2 separate regions of the Homo sapiens genome follow, and region 1 is linked to region 2. The links are chromatin loops, found by intact Hi-C in ENCODE. Cell type or tissue: ascending aorta. All regions are shown on one strand. Links, peaks and the distances in the headings refer to the core of each region. The heading gives the core; the rest is flanking DNA.

Region 1 (4,000 bases), core at 1-4,000, 72 kb after region 2:
CCACCCATGCCCATATCCACCTTCAACCACAAAGTGATGGAAGAGAAGCTGCTTGCCCTCCTGCATTGTCTCTCTTTCTCTCCATGGCCCCACCCTGAGAAACCCCAATACAGGGCATTTGGGATTTCAGACATTCGTTGGCGTCCTTGCTCAGCTCGGCTTCCTTCTGGTGTGACCACTATAGTCCCTCCCATCCTAGAAGCAGTAAGTTTAAGGGACTGACAAAGACAGATGTTGCATCTAAGGAAAAAAAAAAAAAAGAAAAATGGCATATTTTTCTCCCAGGAAGTACAGCATTCTTCACAAATGTTATTCTTTCATTAGAATTCACAGCACCGTGGGGAGCCTGCTGATATGATTAGAACTGATTTTATGGATGGAGAAATTGAGTCATTCACCAGGTCTGCAGGTTGTGATTCAGTGGCTAGAAAACAGAAGCTCTTTCCTCTTTTTGGATTGAATTATGTCTCATTTCCATAAGCAAAATACTCAGGAGAATATGGCTTTCCTACTTCAAGCAAGTATCTTCTTAGACACAGTTTGATGGTTTTGGGGCATACACATTCTGTTTTGACATATGATAGCTTTCAAATACCATATGGTTGGACCACACTCTAATTAGGAATGGTTTTGTAGATGTTAGATGAGCCTTCTGGAGCATTGGGTGCCCTCAGCAGAGCCCACCAAAGACAACTTGGGAAACTGTGTAGGTGCGAAACTTTTGTAGGTCCCTAACAGTGGCTCAACCTAAAACACACTGAAACCTAGCTTTGAAATGTAAATAAATAATTATCATTTTAACATTCTCTCTCTCTCTCTCTCTTAAATACCTGCTGAAATTCAATTCATTCAATGTAAAGATGTTAAAACTAGCCTGTGTTTGCCCCAGCTGATAGGTGGTCACCAAAAGCTGGTGACCTTGGTCTAGATCATGCATAAAGAAAGGAAATCCCTGCAGTCTCCAAAGTAAAAACAAGCAAACAAATATAACAAAAGTCTGTCTGGAGGCCCATCCACAATTTTGTGTTAACAGGTCATTTTCATGGAGCTTGCAGACAAATCACAGGGAGGACACATTTCTGCTATCATGACTCAGCATATAAGCTAGAGAACATTTCTGTTTTCAAAGGGTAGAAAATCCATGTTTCTACTCAATGAATATTTATTGAGCACTTTCTCTGTGCCAGGCACTAAGACACAAAGAACAAGTTTAGTTTTTATTATCAGGGCTCCTAGCCTGAAGGGGTACAAGCCTGGAGAAAGACTATGGCTCAACATGATGTGTGCTGTCATTAGAGTCTGTGTGAAGTGAGGTGGCTGCACACAGGAGGAAGTGTCTATCAAGTTGCAGAATATTTCATAGAGAAGGTAAGGCTCTGGATTTCTCAGAACTGGGATGGCAAGAGGGTAGACATGGAGAGCAGAGTCAGGGTAGAAAGAGCAGCAGTGCAAAGGCAGGGAGGCAGATGGCCATGGGATACTCCAGGAGCTTACAGGGATTCAGACTGACAAGACCGCACTGCTCATGAGGGGTAAACTGGAGAGACTGTGAAAGGTGGCATGTCTTGTGCCAAGGAGCTCAGGTTTTATCCCAAAGACAGTAGGAATCCTGTGATCAGATTAAAGGGAAGGGGAAGGGTTCATACAGTCTAATAACTTTTAAAAAGTCACTTAGTTGCCCACACTAGGGAATGTACTAGAAAAGATAGAAGCAAACTGGTTACCAACTGCCTCCAAGGAGACATGGAGCCCAAACTTCAAAAACACCTTTGCATTTCCCAATTCAATACTATAGAATCATTAAAAAGCTGGTGGTTAAAAGTTAAACAGTGTTGCATTCAAGCTTCAGCTGTACCGTGTGCTAGCAGTGTGACCTTAGGGAAATTACTGAACTTTTCTGAGCTTCTGTCTTATCATCTGTGAAACCGAGATAACAATGGTGCCTACCTCACAGAGGTTATATTTCAATTAAATAAGATGATGTATGTAAAGCGCTCAGTACACTTGTTAATATATGTGTTAAACAGTCCCACTGGCCTTTTCAGCAGTTCACGATGGTGGCCGTAACAGGTGGAGAAACTGGTAGCAATTACTCAGCACACAGACCTTCAGCAGCTGTGTGGCCTCTGCCAGGCGACCACAAGCAATGCTCCCGGCTGACTTGGCAGCAGCAGGAAAGGGCTTGACTGCATTTTGATCAAGTTTCACCAAGTTTGCCAAAGCTTTGCCACATGTTTTCTCACGTGCTTGACAAGCTGAGAGCAGGGAAAGACATGGCCAGGGACAGAAAAAAAGAATAGGTGAGCAACACAGAAAATCAGGCTGTCTGCAACTCTGCCACTGGCCCAGGTTGTTGCTCATGGAATCCAGGAAAAGGTGACAGAGTTCAGGGCACTCACTGCCCATATTCCTGACACCCAGTCAGGTCAGGAGGCACAGAAGGCAGACTCTCTACGCTACAATGCCTCTACCTCCTCTCAGCACCATAAGAACTCACCTGCATGTCCCAACAATCAGCCCCCCACATCCCTCCTAGCAGGTCTAGAAACTGAGGACCAAGCCAAACACTAGCTCTTTTAAATATCAAATGGATGTAAACTATAATAGTGGTCTCCCCATAGAGGACAATACACGTGGAAACATATAGTTTTCTATCCAACCAAGAATCTGGTTTTCTTCAGAGAAACAATCCGTCAGCTATTCTTGCAGCAAAAAAGCTTGAACCTGACCAGACTTCAGGAACCACTGCTATCTGTAAACTTACAAGGAGGAATTCCAGATTGAACTGGTTATCAGGCTTTTAGGCTGCACACATGGGCTAAGTCTAAGAGATGCCCTTCCCTGAATCTGTCCCTTTCATGTCTGTGGGCCTGTCACTGCCCCAGCAGGACACACCATCTCTGGCAATGTCACTGTGTTTTGAAACAATGCTCATTCACCTCTAACTGAGAAAGTAATGGGTTCAGTTTCTTCATCATATCTTCTCAAGGAAATACTAATACTAATTATTTTCTTCAAAGAAAAGTGGCTGTGTTTTGGGTGGGAAGGTGTATGGAGGCATGACTTTTTAATTTTTTTTTATTATACTTTAAGTTGTAGGGTACATGTGCACAACTTGCAGGTTTGTTACATATGTATACATGTGCCATGTTGGTGTGCTGCACCCATTAACTTGTCATTTACATTAGGTATATCTCCTAATGCTATCCGTCCCCCCTCCCCCCACCCTACGGCAGGCCCCGGTGTGTGATGTTCCCCATCCCTTGTCCAAGTGTTCTGATTGTTCAATTCCCACCTATGAGTGAGAACATGTGGAGTTTGGTTTTCTTTCTTCGTGATAGTTTGCTGAGAATGATGGTTTCCAGCTTCATCCATGTCCCTACAAAGGACATGAACTCATCTTTTTTTATGGCTGCATAGTATTCCATGGTGTATCTGTGCCACATTTTCTTAATCCAGTCTATCATTGATGGACATTTGGGTTGGTTCCAAGTCTTTGCTATTGTGAATAGTGCCACAATAAATATACATGTGCATGTGTCTTTATAGCAGCATGATTTATAATCCTTTGGGTACATACCCAGTAATGGGATGGCTGGGTCAAATAGTATTTCCAGTTCTAGATCCTTGAGGAATCGCCACACTGTCTTCCACAATGGTTGAACTTAAATGTTAGACCTAAAACCATAAAAACCCTAGAAGAAAACCTAGGCAATACCATTCAGGACATAGGCAGGGGCAAGAACTTCATGACTAAAACACCAAAAGCAATGGCAACAAAAGCCAAAATTGACAAATGGGATCTAATTAAACTAAAGAGCTTCTGCACAACAAAAGAAACTACCATCAGAGTGAACAGGCAACCTACATAATGGGAGAAAATTTTTGCGATCTACCCATCTGACAAAGGGCTAATATCCAGAATCTACAAAGAACTTAAATAAATTTACAAGAAAAAATCAAGCAACCCCATCAAAAAGTGGGCGAAGGATATGAACAG
Region 2 (5,605 bases), core at 958-4,957:
GGCATAAGGCAGAATAAGAGACTGAGGCAAGTTTCAGAGCAAGAGTGGAAGTTAATTAAAAAGCTTTAGAGCAGCAAGAAAGGAAAGCACAGTTGGAAGAGGCCTAAGAGGGCATCTTGGACGTCAAGTGCCCCATTTGACCTTGCACTTAGGGTTTTACATGCTGGTCTACTTCTGGCGTCTTGCATTGCTTTAATGCCCCCAGAAGGTCATATACCAGTTAAACTCCACCATTTTGCATCTTAATGCACATGCTTGAGTTCAGTCACCCACCTCCTGAGATCTTATTGGAAGCTGCTGATTACCAGTTTCATGTGTTCCCTATTTATGGGGAGATGGTCAGTCCCTCGTGCCAGCTGTAACCAATTATTATTTTAGAGAGACAGTTAATAACTGCCTGGCCATCACATGATGGTTACCTGACTTTCCTGGTGGGGTGTGGGGGGAGCCCTCTGCTGCCCCACTCATGCCTATCTAGCTACCTACTGTAACAAAAGCAGGTTTCGATATGGCGGTACAACACTGATCCTGAGGACAGCTACTCTGAGGAGTAACCTGGATCCATAGCAGACTTTGATGAGCAAAAAATAAACCATTATCGCTTAAGCTTGGGAGACTTTGGGCTGGTTTGTTACAGCAGCATAACCTACACTACCCTGGCTATTACAACCATTGTATTTCCATTGCCTAGCATAAGGGCTGGCGTAAAATAAGTGATTAAATATGCTCTGACTAAATTAATTAATAAATTAAAATTTTTAATCAGCAATTAAAATGAACTATTTTAATCAAAGAAATTATTTCAACTCTATCCTGCGTACAATAGAAAAGTTTTGGAAATTTTCACTGATTAGTGTGTAGGGGTCATGATTCTTTGAGTACCAAACCATTATCTTAGATATCAAGGTTAGAGTTGCACATGCTTCGCACTCCAGAAAGACTCCTTCAAGTTTTGCTGAATTTCAATTGAATAAATTTTTTCTGTGAAGTGGTCTTCAAAAACCTATATTTCTGCCATAGAGTCACTTACTTAACCTGCCCTATTTAAAGGGGCTAATGCCTGATAGAATGTCGCTGCATAACTCCATCTGTGTGTGGTCCCTGCATCCATGACAACCAAAACCCAGATGCAGAAATTGTTCCTAATCACATAGATTACCCTAGAAACCGGAAGGGCCTTGAAGTCAAAAGCATTCAGAGAACATGCTGAACAAATTGAATTTGCAGTTTATCTGGCCAGGGAGGATGGAGAGGGGATGGGCACTTGGTCTGAGTATTTTTTGTTTCTCATTCCAACAGAAATTACTAGATTTACCAAAACAAAGAGAAAAAAATATGATCCAAATTTAATCTGGTTGTGGAAGTGTGAGCAAAATCTACAAGTGGTAGTGTGATAGAGTCAGGCAGAGGAATTGACCATAGATAAGGTGCTCAGGACTCCTAGAGTCAGCTTCTGGTATGTGAGAAAGAAGTGAGAACAGAGCCCATGGCATATGAAGAAGATATTACAGAAAAAAGAAAGCTGCCTTCCACGCAAATCATTTCTTTACAAAGGCTTGTTAACTCCTGCAGTGCCCCAGCTCTAGTGACTAGGGGACCAATAGGTTCATTAATAACAGAATTGGGAGAGAACCTGGCATCTGCTTTGATCGAAGTGTGAGAATTAAGCAAGCCTAAAGTGTAGCAAGAGCAGGGAGGGAACTGAATGAAAGGTCAGTTCTAATCTGTAGGCTTTGGAGAAGCTTTGGGCTCTTGAGAGGGAGTAGAGTACAGAGGCTGAGCGGGGTGCCTGGGCAGGCATCTTATCATTACTTGCGAGTTGTGTGAACTCGGGCAAGTTAAACTTCTCTGTGCTTCTACTTTCTCCCCTGAAAACGAGGATATAATCTCCAAGGATTGTTGTGAGAACTAAATGACTTGGTTGATTCCTGAACAGCACGTTGTCCAGTGCCTAGCACATAGCAATCACTCAGGAAACGTCAGCCTTTATTATGGGCCTAGTGCACAAACTATTCTTACCAGTTATGCGACCTTGAGAACATTGTCTTCTCTGTGCCTTCATTTTCTCACCTGTAAAATGGAATAATAATAATTCTTAGAAGGATTCATGAAACAACGCCTAGTAGGGTGTCTGGCTTAGTTATCCCCCCGACAGTATTTTCTTCTAGTAAGAAGCTGAATGCAGCGGCAGACATCCTGGTTCGGGCCCCAGGAAGCTCAGCCGGGTTTAATGTGGATGAGGGTTTAATGATGTACACGCAGAAGTGTTTTGACAAATGAAGAAGGTCCTCATTCTTGGAACATGTGCCGGTTCTCCGAGGGAACTCCTAAAATGGCATAAGGTCACCTTTTTAAAGGCTGTAAGCTCATGTAGGAAAAGCTGAGCTAGATTCCTAAGGGCAGAGATGTGCTCACATTTCTTTGCATCCCTAGTTCCCAGCACAGTGCAAGGCGCTGCAAACATTTGCTGAACCCAGGGTCTCGTGTCTTGACTGTCCAGCAGAGGCCGCTCTGGGCCGGGGCTCTCGGGACCTGAGGGCTGAGAGAAGGAAGGCCAGGGGGTGGCCCAGTCATCGCCGCGGGGCCCGGGTGGGAGGGGTTTGGCAGCGGCAGGCGCGGCGGCGGCGGCGGAGGCGGAGGCGGCCCCGGGCTCGGGCGGCTGGGATGGAGCAGAAGAGCGCGGAGCACCGGAGGGCACGCAGCTGACGGAGCTGCGCTGCGTTCGCCTCGTTTGCCTCGCGCCCTCCACTGGAGCTGTTCGCGCCTCCCGGCTCCCACCGCAGCCCACCCGGCAGAGGAGTCGCTACCAGCGCCCAGTGCGCTCTGTCAGTCCGCAAACTCCTTGCCGCCCGCCCCGGGCTGGGCACCAAATACCAGGCTACCATGGTCTACAAGACTCTCTTCGCTCTTTGCATCTTAACTGCAGGTAATTGGCGCCATCCTCCCGGAAGGGCAGGTCGCGGGGTGGGCCCCAGTAGCTAGCGCGTGGTCGGGGCTGAAGCTAGGAGATCCGGCAGTGAGTCGCCGCGCGCCTCCGGGTGAGTGCGCAGGTGTGTGCGCACTTAGATTTGGGGTGACGTGCACCTTTGGCGGTCCCGAACCGTACTGAGGGAGGGGACGATGGGGTCCTTCCTGCCGCAGCCCGCGCCCGCACAAACTCCAGCTTTGTAGAACAGGTGGCTGTCTTAGCTGCGTGTTCGAACCCAGAGTGGGCAACACGGACTGCGCCTCAAGGCTTCTCTTTCTTCACCAGGGTTTCGGAGCGCACTCTGCCAAAGTACGGGACCAGACTTCTTGTTGCCGTTGGGCCCTGGAAGGGATGAAAAAGCCGGGGAAGTGGGGGTGGGAGGTTCGCATCTGGGAAGGCTTCAGCAGCGGCTGCGCGCCTGGCGGGGCTGGTTTGCTTTCTCGAGTCTTGGCGGTCTCTGATCTCCGGCGTCCCTTCCTAGTTATGCTTAGGATGATGTGGCACTAACAGCAGCGGCCCGGCCTTGGTCAGGCTCGCAATCGTCACTGGGGGTAGCAAGGCTACCTTCTGCCCCAGAACTCCCCAAAAACGTATCCCATAGAAGAAACTATTAACTTGGCTAAACTAGCATCCTCTCCCCTCCCCCTGCACCACCTCTGAAAGGCTTCGTAGGAGCCACTCTCGGGTTTCGGGACCACAGACGGCGACGACCTCTGGCAGCGGGGATGGGGAAGAGGGGAGCCAGATGACTGAGCTCGGCTTGGCGGGGACCGGGGAGAGATTCAGAAAGACGCTTTGAATCTAGAGTTCAGGTACCTATTTTTTCCAGAAAACGTCTCCCGAAAAGGGACAACTGGCTGTGGATATGGTGCTGCTGGGAAAAGTAGCCCGACTGCGCGGCCACTGGCATTTTCAGTTTAAATGTGACCCAAAGTCACATAGCGCAAACCGATTCTACTCGTGCTTTAGTCTGTATATCCTCCCTCTGAGTTCGTCGGGTTCCTACAGTTGTGGACACGAGTCGTCGCAATCCCTTGAAAAGAAGCTAGCGGTTTTCAGGCAGCTCACAGTGGGTAATGCAGTTATAAGGAAAAGTTTCCCAACTTGAAACTATAGCGTATTTTCTCTACTTAGTGAACGTCCGTCTGAGAAAACCTCTTTCTCGCTGGTATCTCGGCACGGTTTGGAGACGCGTCCGCGGACAGTTCCCGAATACTCGCAGGCGGCTTTGGCTGCCCAGCCTCGGGCTGAGATGAGAGAGCCTAGGTCCGGCAGGTGCAATAGGCAGCGGAGCTCCCGGCTGGCTGCGGGTGGTAATTCCTGTAATCCTCAAAGCAGGAGATGCTTACGTAATGACACGGAAGGTACCTTTACTTCTCCTCACTCAAAAATCTTTTCTTGAGGTTCAGAAACCCTTGAGTGAGTCAGTAGAGAGGTTCGTTTGCAAATTTGATTTAGTGGCTTGTCTTGTTTATTTAATCATTTCCTTTTTTAAACAGCTCTGGCAGTTGTCAAAACCGGGATTAACCCTAACAAACAGTGTATTGTAGCTTCCCCACCCCCACCCCAAGAAGCTCTTTTTTCTTTTTTTTTTTTTTCTTTTTTCTTTTATTCAGCGTTACAGTTTAGCTCCGCTATTCCGGGAGGAATATCACCCTTGACCCACCGCTAGAGCGAGGAGACTGGTGGGCCAGGGACCGGCTGAGCACCACTCCTACCCCCACGCACTAATTAGGATCAGAGCCCAGATGGTCACAGCCTTCCAGCTGTGAGGCTCGAGACTCAGGAAGACATACTGCCTCATTTCCCTAGTTATGCTTCGATATGCATATCCCAAGCTGAAAATGATGAAGCTAATGGACACTGCATTCCCCCTGAAGTTTGTGCCTTTGAAGGAATCTCTTTAAGACGTCAGTTTGTTGTTAGAGCTACTTTGCAATAAATCGTCCGAAAAAATAATATAAAAATTGGCATAAATACCTCATGAGATTCTTTGCACCTTAATTTTAAGGTGTTTTCAGAATGTAAAATATCATTTTTAAAGAAAAAAATAGACGTGTTGGTAAAGAAGAAAGGGATGAGGGCTCTTGAAGTGAAAGTGCACACACATGTGTTTTGGGGGCTTATCCCAGAACTCCCCTAGCAAATCTCTAGTTAGTTTCACCAGGCCTTGTGTCTTTTCTGTTTCCTTCTCATTTTCCTCCTCTAGCCATAGGCTTCAACAATATTTCTGTAAAATTCTTAAGGTGATACTTTCTTGAGCCAGGAACAGCATTAGGCAGGGGCCTGTTTTTTGGCTCAACAAATCCTCTCAAAGTATACATAGTATTTCCTCCAGCACATACAATGGACACTTGCAAATATGTGTGCGTTGTCAACAAGCCAACAAGGGTAGATCTCTACATGTATTCACTCGGGTATATATAAATATATTTATATATTTTTAGACAAAGGGTCTAGCTCTGTCACCTAGACTGGAGTGCAATGGCGCGATTCCAGTTCCACTGCAACCTCGGCCTCCCCATCCTCTCATCTCAACCTCCTGAGTAGCTGGGACTACAGGTTCACACCACCATAGGCAGCTAAATTTTTTTATTTTTTGTAGATATGGGGGGTATTCCTATGCTGCCCAGGTTG

The links. A loop is a pair of places that touch in the nucleus more often than their neighbours do. Peaks named below come from ENCODE experiments on the same cell type or tissue, not always from the same donor. Only the 100,000 strongest peaks of a DNase experiment are listed, where the experiment ranks them.
Region 1: it touches region 2 in a loop (2.2-fold over the local background); 8 of 110 quality-filtered maps call a loop at or near these places.

The regions. Positions count from the first base shown.
Region 1 is chr4:75,003,076-75,007,075 of GRCh38, forward strand. The region is part of intron 1 of PARM1 (prostate androgen-regulated mucin-like protein 1); the gene reads left to right. Among named protein-coding and RNA genes, the nearest start is that of PARM1-AS1, 35 kb to the left of the region's middle. In ascending aorta, for the core only: no CTCF peak of the experiment used is centred there; a DNase peak (open chromatin) is centred at 2,156; H3K27ac peaks cover 1,078 bases.
Region 2 is chr4:74,930,445-74,936,049 of GRCh38, forward strand. PARM1 (prostate androgen-regulated mucin-like protein 1) reads left to right here and starts at 2,672. Exons shown (of 4, transcript NM_015393.4): 1 at 2,672-2,926. The coding sequence starts at 2,884. RefSeq lists silencers at 2,506-2,815, 3,396-3,445 and an enhancer at 3,556-3,605. In ascending aorta, for the core only: a CTCF peak has its summit at 2,486 (motif pointing right); DNase peaks (open chromatin) are centred at 2,567, 2,997, 3,697, 4,237 and 1 weaker place; H3K4me3 peaks cover 2,776 bases; H3K27ac peaks cover 2,323 bases.